Linked DNA regions of Homo sapiens: region 2 is linked to region 1. The links are chromatin contacts, found by Hi-C or POLR2A ChIA-PET in ENCODE. All regions are on one chromosome and are shown on one strand. The core of a region is the stretch at or near the end of the contact, and the rest is flanking DNA. Distances in the headings are between cores, read along the strand shown.

Evidence for each region. A loop is a pair of places that touch in the nucleus more often than their neighbours do. ChIA-PET counts read pairs that join two places held with the same protein, here RNA polymerase II (POLR2A). Pooled maps may share reads with other maps.
Region 2: a loop to region 1 is called in a pooled map, with 3 times the contacts of the local background. The contact joins the promoter of TBKBP1 here to the promoter of NPEPPS in region 1. A Hi-C loop is called at or near these places in 1 of 50 pooled maps. POLR2A ChIA-PET finds 5 or more read pairs at or near these places in 3 of 52 experiments (GM10248, activated CD4-positive, alpha-beta T cell and activated T-cell).

What each region holds. Positions count from the first base shown.
Region 1 is chr17:47,529,217-47,535,414 of GRCh38, forward strand. It overlaps NPEPPS (aminopeptidase puromycin sensitive), which reads left to right and starts at 1,892. Exons shown (of 23, transcript NM_006310.4): 1 at 1,892-2,339. The coding sequence starts at 2,085. RefSeq lists silencers at 2,402-2,551, 2,582-2,761.
Region 2 is chr17:47,688,701-47,695,410 of GRCh38, forward strand. It overlaps TBKBP1 (TBK1 binding protein 1), which reads left to right and starts at 5,461. Exons shown (of 10, transcript NM_001394755.1): 1 at 5,461-5,494. RefSeq lists enhancers at 5,216-5,896, 5,897-6,576, 6,577-6,710 and silencers at 5,680-5,809, 6,060-6,119.

The DNA of each region.
Region 1 (6,198 bases), core at 642-3,141:
ATAACATTTTTAAAATTGTTATTTCATTTTTATTTTTTTAGAGACAGGGCCTCACTCTGTCATCTGGAGTGCAGTGGCACCATTACAGCTCACTGCAGCCTCCATCCACCTCCTGGGCTCAAGTGATCCTCCCGTCTCAGCCTCCCGAGTAGCTGGGATCATAGGCACACGTCACCACACCTGGGCCCACTTTTTTTTTTTTTTTTTTGAGACAGAGTCTCGTTGTCGCCCAGGCTGGAGTGTAGTGGCGTGATCTTGGCTCGCTGCAACCTCCGCCTCCCGGGTTCAAGCGATTCTCCTGTCTCAGCCTCCCTAGTAGCTGGGACTACAGGCACATGACACTATGCCAGGCTAATTTTTGTATTTTTAGTAGAGATAGGGTTTCACCATATTGGCCAGGCTGGTCTCGAACTCCTGACCTCGTGATCCACCTGCCTCAGCCTCCCAAAGTGCTGGGATTACAGGTGTGAGCCACCGTACCTGGCCCTGGCCCCCCTTTTTAAAGATAATTTCAGTTACATTATATATATATATATATATATATATATATGCATTTGTATATATACCTCCTCAATTTGCAAGGTATCTACAGAACTGAGAGAGCCACAGATAGTTCACCATTAAAGAGGCCATGATTGCTGAAGGATCTTTTAGTTTAAAAAGAAACAAAGATGAAAATGGGGAAAAGGTGAAACATCCCATTTTATTTATTTATTTATTTATTTATTTATTTATTTTGAGACAGAGTCTCACTCTGTCGCCCAGGCTGGAGTGCAGTGGCGCAATCTCGGCTCACTGCAACCTCCACCTCCAGGGTTCAAGCGATTCTCCTACCTCAGCCTCCCGAATAGCTGGGACAACAGGCGCCCGCCACCAAGCCCGGCTATTTTTTTTTTTTTTGTATTTTTAGTAGAGACGGGGTTTCACCATATTGGCCAGGCTGGTCTTGAACTCCTAACCTTGTGATCCGCCCGCCTCGGCCTCCCAAATTGCTGGGATTACAGGCGTGAGCCACCGCGACCGCCCGAAACATCCCATTTTAAACATTAAATCATGGAAACAAAAATACAGTTTTTGAAATCACTCCCTCAAAAGTCCAAATCTCATTGGTTGAAGTAACCTAGATTATTAAAGGTTTTTTTTTTTTTTTTTTTTTTTGAGACGGAGTCTTGCTCTGTCGCCCAGGCTGGAGTGCAGTGGTGTGATCTCGGCTCACTGCAAGCTCCGCCTCCCGGGTTCACGCCATTCTCCTGCCTCAGCCTCCTGAGTAGCTGGGACTACAGGCGCCCGCCACCACGCCCGGCTAATTTTTTGTACTTTTAGTAGAGACGGGGTTTCACCATGTTAGCCAGGATGGTCTCGATCTCCTTGACCTCGTGATCCGCCCGCCTCGGCCTCCCGAAGTGCTGGGATTACAGGCGTGAGACACTGCGCCCGGCTATTAAAGGTTTTATAACAAAACTTTCAAATCATCCTTTGAATTTGCTACTTAACAGGAACTAAGGCCAGAGAGCCTCAAGTCAGGGCTTTTCGCTGACCTGGAGGCAGAATCCAGTTTGGGGTTTTGCTTGTAACTGGTATTTTATGCATGCGACCCTGGCTGAACTGACCAACTGCGTAGGCTTCAATTTCCCGAGGGCCCCTTATGCCTTTCCTTCCTCTGATCAAGCCCTTCCCGGCTCCTTCCAGTTGGAAGGCCGCCCCCAGTCCTGAGCGGCGCCGACAGGTGCAGCGCCCGCCTCCAGCCCTGCGCTCGCGCGAGCAACCCGACGCCCTCCCGCCCCGCCGGCCGCGCCCTCGTCCTCGCCGCTCCGCCCTCTGCCCAGGCGTGCGCGCGCACTCCACGGGGGCGCGCCCGGCCGGCGGGGCCGCGCACGCAGCCGCCGCCACCACTTCCCCCTCTCCCTCCCTCCTTGCGGGCCCTCCTCCCCTTCCCTCCCCTCCGCCCCCTTCCCCGTAGGCAGCCCGCCCGCCAGTCCGCCCGCACCGCCTCCTTCCCAGCCCCTAGCGCTCCGGCTGGGTCTCTCCCCCGCCCCCCAGGCTCCCCCGGTCGCTCTCCTCCGGCGGTCGCCCGCGCTCGGTGGATGTGGCTGGCAGCTGCCGCCCCCTCCCTCGCTCGCCGCCTGCTCTTCCTCGGCCCTCCGCCTCCTCCCCTCCTCCTTCTCGTCTTCAGCCGCTCCTCTCGCCGCCGCCTCCACAGCCTGGGCCTCGCCGCGATGCCGGAGAAGAGGCCCTTCGAGCGGCTGCCTGCCGATGTCTCCCCCATCAACTACAGCCTTTGCCTCAAGCCCGACTTGCTGGACTTCACCTTCGAGGGCAAGCTGGAGGCCGCCGCCCAGGTACAGCGACCCTCGGGCCCCGGGGCAAGCTGCGGGGCGAGCAGTTAGGCCGCGCCCGCGGGCTGGACTCAGGGCCCGGCCGGGAGGGCGGGCGGGCCTCGGGTCGGGGCTGGGCGGCCGCAGGGCGCCGGGTTCGGCGTGCTCTGCCTTGCTCTGTTGGGGCTGGGGCTGGGGCTGGGGCTGGGGCCGGGGCAGGGACCGTGGCCGGAGCTGAGGCTGGGGCTCGGGCTGGGGCCGCGCTGCGGGAGCTCTGGGGAGCCGGCGGCCCGGCCATTGCGCCCCTCCCCGGCGAGCACACCTGTGTGGGGCTTTCCCCCCCGCCCCGGACCCTTCTGGGCTTGATAGTGTTCCGGGGGAGGCTGGAGGGTGTTGGGGGAGGACGGAGAGGTCATGGGAGTCCCCGCTCTGCCTCAACCACCTGACTCAGTTCTTTCTTTGGTTTCTCTCTACACCTCTCGGGTGATAGATTGGAGGGGGTGGTCATTTGGGACTCTGGCCGCCGCGTTGGAGCGACGAGGGGAGCTTCTAGAAGGGGGGGGAGAGGGTGAGAACGAGAATGTTAATCCCAGGCAGCCTCGCTGACTTCTCCCCGCCTGCTCCAGCCCAGGGGCTGGGTTTCCAAGATGATCCGCCCCCTCCCCCTTTCCCTCAAGTGACAGTGCAGCAGTGACTTTGTTCTCTCTTAACCTCCAGAGAAGCTGCGGGAGGACCCCATCTCCGCTTTTCCACCTATCTTCCTAGCTTTGCGGCCTTCGAAGCTGGTGGATTTATTGCTACCGTGATGGTTGCTTAGCAGTACCTTCCTCTCCCAAGAAGCTGGCTGGGCGCGGTGGCTCATGCCTGTAATCCCAGCACTTTGGGAGGCTGAGGCGGGCGCACTTGAGGTCAGGAGTTCGGGACCAGCCTGACCAACATGGTGAAACCCCCGTCTCTACTAAAAATACAAAAATTAGCGGGGCGTGGTGGCGGGCCCCTGTAATCTCAGCTACTCGGGGGCTAAGGCAGGAGAATCACTTGAACCCGGGGGGCAGAGGTTGCAGAGTCGAGATCGCGCCACTGCATTCCTGCATTCCAGCCTGGGCGACAGAGTGAGACTCCGTCTCAAAAAAAAAAAAAAAAAAAAAAAGGAAAGAAAGAAGCTATTAGTTATAACATACCACCGGTGAAAATATTCCATTACTCTTCACTGCAGTTTTTGGTGAATCATACTCCACTCCCTCCTCCCGCAGCATTATCTGAAGTATTGTTTGATTTTGGAGACCATCAGTATAGATGCCCGACAAACATCCTGCACAATAGGCATTTATGATACTATGTAATAGGAAGCCTGTAATAAAAATGGGAACTGTTTGATAGTTATCTGTAAATAGAATGTTAGTAAATATATTTTGTTTCATTTCTCTTCCTACTGCAGTCTGGGGTCGGGGGAAATCAGTAGGCTCCCACCTTAAAGAACATGGTGTATATAGTAATGAAATGAAGTGAAGACTGGTGCTCGAATGAATTGAATGTTGGTAGTTGTCTTTGAAAAACCAAGAGGGTACGGTACTCAGATTAAAAATATGTCTAAAAGTACAGAATTTAAAAGTATAGTTATCTATACTTATCTGTGATAGATAACTATAGCTGTCACATTTGGAGCACTGGTGTGAAAGCAAGAGGGCTCTAGGATTTGGCAGCATCAAAAGGCAGAACTTAGTGAAAATCAGGTGATTTAAAATTTTTCCATTAAGAATATGAATCAGAACGAATGCATCTTGGGTCTAAATTAGAATTTGAGAAGGTTATTTGGGAAACTGTGGCTTAAGCCAAGTGACTAGAGTGTTTGATATATATTGGCAAGGGGCAGATGGGAGGGATTGTAAACAGTAGTGTGTCTTGTGACTTGGCAAACCTTTGGGAAAGAGAACCTAGTGATGAATGAGTTCGCATTATGTGAAAAGACTAACATTAAAAAAAACATTTGTTTCTTTACCCTATTAGTTGCCAAAATGGATTCATAATTTTTGGAGGCAAACATATTTTGGGAAAAGTCTAGAAAAAAGTACAGATTTTTAAATGATTACTTATTAAAGAAGTGAGTTTGATTTAAGTATCGGGATAGAACAACAAGCAGTGACATGTTTCTCCTTACCTCTTTTCTACTTTTGTGGAAGACTGGTTTGTGCCATTGAGTGAGCATATGGTAATATACTAGATATTAGCAGGGACTTGTTAATTTGATGCAAGGAAATAAATAAAAAATAAATAAATTTTTTAAGTAGCATGAACTTTTCAAAACACTTTTTTTCCAGAAATTCTTTTCAGGCTAGATGGCAACACAAAGATGACACAATAGTGAATTCCAACAGGTTTTATTAAAGGATGATTGGACTTTTAAATTGTACTAATTGACATGTTTGGAAGGGTAAAAGAGGAATTAACATTGGTAAGAAGTAAAAAGCATATATTAATGTTTTTGAAATCCATGAATTAGAGCAATACGTTTAAATTGTGGCATTAGGTGGTATCTTGTGGGCATTTTAAAATATTGACAAAATTCTTTTTTTTTTTTGAGATGGAGTCTCGCTCTGTCGCCCAGGCTGGAGTGCAGTGGCACGATCTCGCCTCACTGCAAGCTCTGCCTTCCGGGTTCACGCCATTCTCCTGCTTCAGCCTCCCAAGTAGCTGGGACTACAGGTGCCCGCCACTGCACCCAGCTAATTTTTTGTATTTTTAGTAGAGACAGGGTTTTACTGTGGTCTCGACCTCCTGACCTCGTGATCTGCCCGCCTTGGCCTCCTAAAGAGCTGGGATTACAGGCGTGAGCCACTGTGCCCGGCGACAAAATTCTTATCTGTAGAAACCTATATTTATGACTGATATTGGATCAGTTTCCTAACAGTTGGAATCACATAACACAAAACATGCAAGTTGCTTAGTTGCTTTAGTTACAAAATTTTACGATAAGCCCAGAGTATTTGTGTAGGTTACATATTAGAAACTTAGTGGATTTATTTTATTTTTTATTTTTATTTTTTTGAGATGGAGTTTCGCTCTTTCTCCCAGGCTGGAGTGAAGTGGTGTGATCTCGACTCACTGCAGCCTCCACCCTGTGCCCCTGCCGGGTTCAAGCGAGTCTCCTTGCCTCAGCCTCCTGGGTAGCTGGGACTACAGGTGTGTGCCATCACGCCCAACTAATTTTTGTATTTTTAGTAGAGATGGGGTTTTGCCATGTTGGCCAGGCTGGTCTCGAACTCCTGACCTCAGGTGATCCCCTTCCCTTGGCCTCCCAAAGGGCTGGGATTATAGGCATGAGCCACCATGCCCGGCCAACTTAGTGGATTTTTAACCTGGCCTGGGGTGTGGACTGCTGCAGAAGGTGAAGAAATTAGTCCATGTTCAGTGATTTAAAAATCAATTGTCTTGGCCGGGCACGGTGGCTCACACCTGTAATCCCAGCACTCTGGGAGGCCGAGGCGGGCGGATCACGAGGTCAGGAGATCGAGACCATCCTGGCTAACACGGTGAAACCCCATCTCTACTAAAATACAAAAAATTAGCTGGGCGTGGTGGCGGGAGCCTGTAGTCCCAGCTGCTCAGGAGCCTGAGGCAGGAGAATGGCGTGAATCTGGGAGGCGGAGCTTGCAGTGAGCTGAGATTGCGCCACTGCACTCCAGCCTGGGCAACAGAGCAAGACTCTGTCTCAAAAAAAAAAAAAAAAAAAAAAAAAAAGGCTGGGCGCGGTGGCTCACGCCTGTAATCCCAGCACTTTGGGAGGCAGAGGCGGGCAGATCATGAGGTCAGGAGATCGAGACCATCCTGGCTAACCCAGTGAAACCCCGCCTCTACTAAAAATACAAAAAATTAGCCGGGCGTG
Region 2 (6,710 bases), core at 4,211-6,710, 160 kb after region 1:
TTGAACCTGGGAGGCGGAGGTTGCATTGAGCTGAGATCGCGCCACTGCACTCCAGCCCGGGCAACAAAGCAAGACTCTGTCTCACAAAACAAAAACAAAAACAAAAACAAAAAACAGGCTGGGCGCAGTGGCTCACGCCTGTAATCCCATCACTTTGGGAGGCCGAGGCAGGCGGATCACCTGAGGTCAGGAGTTCAAGACCAGCCTGACCAACATGGTGAAACCCCGTCTCAACTAAAAATACAAAATTAGCTGGGCGTGATGGCACATGCCTACAATCCCAGCTACTCAGGAGGCCAAGGCAGGAGAATCACTTGAACCTGGGAGGTGGAGGTTGCGGTGAGCTGAGATCGCGCCATTGTACTCCAGCCTGGACGACAAGAGCGAAACTCCATCTCAAAAACAAAAACAAAAAAACACATTAGCCAGGTGTGGTGGGAGGATGAGGCAGGAGGATCACTTGGGCCCAGGCGATCAAGTCTGCAGTGAGATGTGATTGCGCTACTGCACTTACCAAACAACTGTTTACGTGCCAGGAGACACTGGGGATATAGCAGTGAATAAGCAAACAAAATCTTCCTGTGGAGCTCACATTCTGATGGATAAATAATCAATATTCAATAATTCAATATAACTTTTTTTTTTTTTTTTTTGAGACGGAGTCTTGCTCTGTCACCCAGGCTGGAGTGCAGTGGCGCGATCTCGGCTCACTGCAAGCTCCGCCTCCCGGGTTCACGCCATTCTCCTGCCTCAGCCTCCTGAGTAGCTGGGACTACAGGCGCCCGCCACCACGCCCGGGTAATTTTTTGTATTTTTAGTAGAGACGGGGTTTCACCGTGTTAGCCAGGATGGTTTCGATCTCCTGACCTTGTGATCCACCCGCTTCGGCCTCCCAAAGTGCTGGGATTACAGGCGTAAGCCACCGCGCCTGACCTCAATATAACCTTTTAAAAATTCTGTTTGGGAGATAGCAGAAATGAACATGGCTGTGGAGAAAAATGAAGCACATATGGAATTATAAAAAACAAAAAACATCTGGGCGTGGTGGCTCATGCCTGTAATCCCAGCACTTTGGGAGGCTGAGGTGGGGGATCACCTGAGGTTGGGAGTTTGAGACCAGCCTGACCAACATGGAGAAACCCCATCTCTACTAAAAATACAAAATTAGCCAGGCATGGTGGCACATGCCTGTAATCCCAGCTACTCGGGAGACTGAGGCAGGAGAATTGCTTGAACCCGGGAGGTGGAGGCTGCGGTGAGCCGCGATGGTGCCATTGCACTCCAGCCAGGGCAACAAGAGTGAAACTCCGTCTCAAAAAAAAAAAAAAAAAAAACCACTCTATTCCTTCCCAAACCCTACTAATTCAATTAGGGGCTCTGCATTACCTCCACAGGAATTTGGGGACGTGGTGAAGGAATGTCTTTCTACCACTGCCCTACCCTCCCATCTGATGGAACACCTGCAGCTGCAGTTGGAGTCCCAGGATGCTTGCATGGTGAATGGCCCACTTTCTAGGGTCTGGAACTGGAGGGCGAAGGTGGCACCTAGATCCTGCAGTCACATGGGGCTAATCAATTTTCCTGCCCGCCAGGGTTCCATTTGAGTCATCTGGGTTTTATTTTGATTCAGCCTCTTTAACTGGCTGCTAATGTCACCTCCTCCTACTCTTTTCAGGCAATAATGGGACAGGAAAGACAGCCTCCAGAGCAAGAGTCATGGGAGTGGGAGAGTCTCCCTGGTGGTTTCCAAGGAGGAAACACTGGCAGGGCCTGGCTCTGGGGGCCTGCATTTGCACTGTCTCTCCTACCTTAACGATTGGAGGTGGGTCCTCTGTTATCACACCTGTGAAGGCCATTTAGAAATGTTTTACAACTCATGCCTGACCACTGTCCACCACTTTCCCCACTGTCCTCCCACTGTGGCTCCTATCCCCTTCACCATCTCCCCTATTATTGTCTCCACCATGATGAGCCCTGCCAATACCAGGGGCTCTTAAAAGGGATTCAGACCAGCTGGGCATGGTGTCTCACGCCTGTAATCCCAGCACTTTGGAATGCCGAGGCAGGCGGATCACGAGGTCAGGAGATCGAGACCCCATCTCTACTAAAAATACAAAAAATTAGCTGGGCGTGGTGGCGGGCGCCTGTAGTTCCAGCTACTCAGGAGGCTGAGGCAGGAGAATGGCATGAACCTGGGAGGCGGAGCTTGCAGTGAGCGGAGACCACGCCACTGCACTCCAGCCTGGGTGACAGAGCGAGACTCCGTCTCATAAAAAAATAAAAATAAAAATAAAAAGGGTATTCAGACCAATGTTCAGCTTTCTCAGATGAGGAAACAGGCCTAGAAAAGTGAAGTAGTCTTAAGTCACACTGCCTCATTTATTTATTCATTCAACAAAGAACATACTTTCTTACTCTTTTAAGATTTAGCTTAGCCAGGTGCGGTGGCTCATGCCTGTAATCACAGCACTTTGGGAGGCCGAGGCAGGTGGATGGCTTGAACCCAGGATTTTGAGAGCAGCCTGGGCTACATGGTGAAACCTTGTCTCTACAAAAAATACAAAAATTAGCCGGGCGTGTGGCATACGCCTGTAGTCCCAGCTGAGGCGCAAGCCACCACGCCTGGAGACTGAGGTGGGAGGATCACCTTAGCCCAGGAGGGCGAAGCTGCAGTGAGCCAAAATTGCACCACTGCACTCCAGCCTGGGCGCCAGAGAAAGACCCTGTCTTTTAAAAAAAAAAAATTGTAAGAGCTCATCAAGGAGACCTTCTCTGAATACTGTGAAGCAGATCCCATCCTCCCATTCTTCTCTAGTACTGCCCCTTGGTGTTTCTTTTTATCCTTTATCACAATTTCCTTCCTTCCTTCTTTCCTTCTTTCTTTTTTTTGAGACGGAGTTTCGCTCTTGTCACCCAGGCTGGAGTGCAATGGGGTCACCTCGGTTCACTGCAACCTCTACCTCCTGGGTTCAAGCAATTCTTCTGCCTCAGCCTCCCGAGTAGCTGGGATTACAGGGACCCACCGTCATGCCTGGCTAATTTTTGCATGTTTAGTAGAGACGGGTTTCACCATGTTGGTCAGGCTGGTCTCAAAGTCCTGACCTCAGGTGATCTGCCTGCCTCAGCCCCACAAAGTGCTGGGATTACAGGCATGAGCCACTGTGCCTGGTCCTTTATCACAATTTCTAGTGGTTTTACTTATTCATCTTTTTATTTTTCTGACTTCTCTACCATACTGCAAGCTCTAAGAGAGCAAGAGACATGTATACCTGTCAGAGACATGTTCAGCACTGTATTCTCAGCACCCAGCACATAATAGATGTTCAAGAAATCTTTGCCGAATAAATATACAACGAGCAGGTACCAACCCTCAGGGCACCTTAGAATACAAGGATGGATGGGATATAATCTCTGCTCTCAGAACTGCCTGGTATGAGCAGCAGAACTAGAAATGGAGAATGCAATGAGATCAGGTCCAGATTGGGGGAGGGGGAGGATTTTAGGGCACCTAAACCAGGCCTAATGGACTTTTGCCACCAACCACCTAGAACCAAGGATAGAAGCATTTGGCTGCACCCTGCCAGGTGACTCAATTAGGCCCTGAGCATCCAAGCAGCAGCAGGGGGCTGATGACTCATCCCAGACAGTGTGTGCTTAGAGGGTCCTGGGACCCCTTTTTCCAGTGAGGGAGGGCTTGCCAGTTGGTCTTATGGGTCCTGTTTGTGGCCAAGTCCAAGGTCACCGAGGGTCCCAGAGACAACCCTACACCTCCTAGTCTAGCCTCCAATCTTTTGCCTGGTCCCTTGCTTCAGAAGAGATCTTGGGGAGTACTAGGGAAAGGAACATCTGCCTAGCCCTTGGGATTAGTGGGGTGACAGATGTCCCCACTGGTTTGCCTTCATATCTAGAGGGTAGATAGGTCATCCCACATGGTTCAGAGAAAGCTAGTGCCTCAGAGAACAAGTGGCTGACCTGCCTTCCTGTTCTGGACTACAAACGGGAGCCAGTGCTGGCAGGAAAGACTGAAAGGGAACCCAGCAGGAGGAGGAGGAAGGAAGCCACTGAGAATCCCCCCTTCTATGAAGAGAATGAGTCTAGAGCTCTGGCTGGCTCTCCTGGTAGAAGCTCACCTCTCAGTCCAATTTTCTCCCAGCAGTGAGGAAAGATGGCAGCTGCTGCTTTTCAAAGCTCAGAGAGAGCAAGAAACCTTTTCCTTCCATCCTCCCCCTCGGAGATTCCCACCCCCATCCCACCTCAGGAGCCAAAAAGGTAGGCTCAGGTTCCCAGCAGTCTTCGCAGCTAAGGCTGAATCTGCCAAAAGCCCCCGCCCAGCTTATCCCCTGCTTCCGGGCTTTGCCTCCCTGTCCACAGAGGATGCTCTTCAGCCAGAGTGCTCCAGGGTTCCCCTGATCATTCTCTACCTGCAGCTAGGCTGACCATGCCTCTGTCCACATTATTTAATCCACCAGGCAATACTCAAAATGACATCGTTAACACTTCCTGAGCATTCGCAGGCTGCTGTATTTAGTTCTGATCCCCATTCTTCCTCCATGAGAGTGCTTAGGTGGGGCATGATCTCCAGCTTAGAAAGGTTAAGGTAACTTGCCCAAGGTCACACAGCAGGAAAGTAGCAAAAAACTTGTTTCTCTTGCCCAGCAGTTTGGCAGGTGCTCAAATAATCTTTGTGCACAGGGTGACATCTGTTGTTTCTTCATTTCCCTGACCTGTGGGTACTTGAGGGTGGCCGGGGAGTGGTGTGTGGGGAGGGAGATGGCTGTCCTTCTTCATGAATGAATCTTTGACCTCCTTAGTTTACTCTCACTTCCAAAGAAGTTACAGCTTTAATCTCTCTGTACCCTATGTTCAATGTATTTATCGCAGCAATGCCCCTTTTACCAAGAGCAACGAAGAGCAGGTCTAATGATTTCCTTCTCAAAAGCGCAAAGACCAAAAAAAAAAAAAAAAAGCCAGATAAATAGCCCCACTTCCTCCCCAAATATACAGCCCATAACTAAACAACCAAAACAACCAAAGCATCAGCCGGGCCCCTGCACTGACCGCAGACGCCCCCAACACACGCCACCACGCCACACTGCGCCGGGAGGCGTCGGGGAGGGGGCGCCAGCGCGGGCCGCTGGCGCCGCAGGGAGCCGGTGGGCTCCGGGCGCGCTGCCAGGAAGGGCCGCACCGTAGGGGCCGCCGCCTCTCGCCACGTGGTGGTGGCAGCGGCGGGGTCCGGGGCGCCTTCCCAGCTGGAGAAACCCGGAGCAGCCGGGGAGGAGGAGGCGGAGGAGGCGGCGGCGGCGGAGGAGGAGCGGGGCGGACGGGAGGGAGGGGGTTGGGGGGAGGGGTGGGGGGTGGGGAGAGACCCGGCGGCGGCGACAGGGCGAGGAGCAGAGCGCGGTACCAGGGGGGTGGGGGCACTGGTGCCCGTTTGGGGAGGGAGCAGGCGGAGGGGGTAAGCTGCGATTACAAGCAGGAACCGGCAGCAGCTGTGAGTCCCCGGCTGGGGCTAGGGCTGGGGGAGGGGAGCGGCGCCCGGGCTGGGCCCCAGGGGTCGCGGGGTGGGCAGGAGGAGGCGGCAGGAGGGCGGCTGGCAGCCGCACGGGATGGCTGGGAGGGAAGGGGTCCGGTGTCGGCCGCCCTCATCCCCTCGCGTCCCCCTCCGCCGCCGTTCCTCAGGCCGCGCCACTCCCGGAGCCCCTTCCCCGGCCCCGAGAGGGTGTCCGGGGGCCCAGGGCTCGGCCGGTTGTGGGGGAGGGGGCTGCGTGGTCTCGGCCCCCGAGAGGGGAGGGGCGACAATTTCTGTCGGCCGAGCGAAAGGGGTTTAAAGGGCGGCTCTTAAAGGGGCCGCAGGAGGGGCCCGGGCCGACAGAGGCACTCACCCCTTCCCCAGCCGCCTTCCATTGCGCTCACCCGGGCGCTGGGCCCAGAGAGGAATGCGGAGGAAGGAGGCATTTGTGGTGCGGCCTCGGGGACAGAGCCCCGCCAGCGGGGTGGGCGCAGAGGGGCGGGCGGGGGTCTGGGGGGGTGTGGTAAGCGCTGGCGCGCGGAGCTGGGGGGAGGGGATGGCGTGGGAAGGAGAGGGTTAAAGGTGGGGCCGGCCCTACAAACGCGCGCACACACTCCTTACTCAGACCCAGTCACTCGCGTTTCCCTGGCACTTAGATGGGCCTGTGGGTGGCGGAGGGGGGGGGGTGGATTGAATTGGAGCCTGCGCCGGAGCCCTTTGCACCCCAAGCTCCTGCAGCCCGACCTGGGGGCCCCGCTGTCTGAACTCACAGCTCCCTGCCGAGCCCCCTCTCCGGGGTGCACATAACGCTCCAGCGCGCGCACACACCTCGGACAGTCCCCTCGCGTCTCACGTGACACGCGGCCCGGACGTGCCACCCTGCCCACGCGCTCACGCACGCGTGCACACACCAGCCTCCTGGTCGCTGCCCCACTCCGTCCCGACGCCCCTGCGACCCCGAAGGCACTCATTGACTGACACACCTACACTCATTCACAGACGCACACTCCCCCCATACGCCAACCCCAGACACACATTCATAACCAGGCCCGAGAGAAGTACACACGCACCCCCTCACTGCCTACTCCTGCTTTCGGGAGCCTGAGTCATTCCTGCCCCCTCGTAGGGTTCCCCATTTCCCGGTGCGCGGGCACCCTGAGACAGCCTTGGGAATTCGTTCGCGTCCCCTTCCACCTGG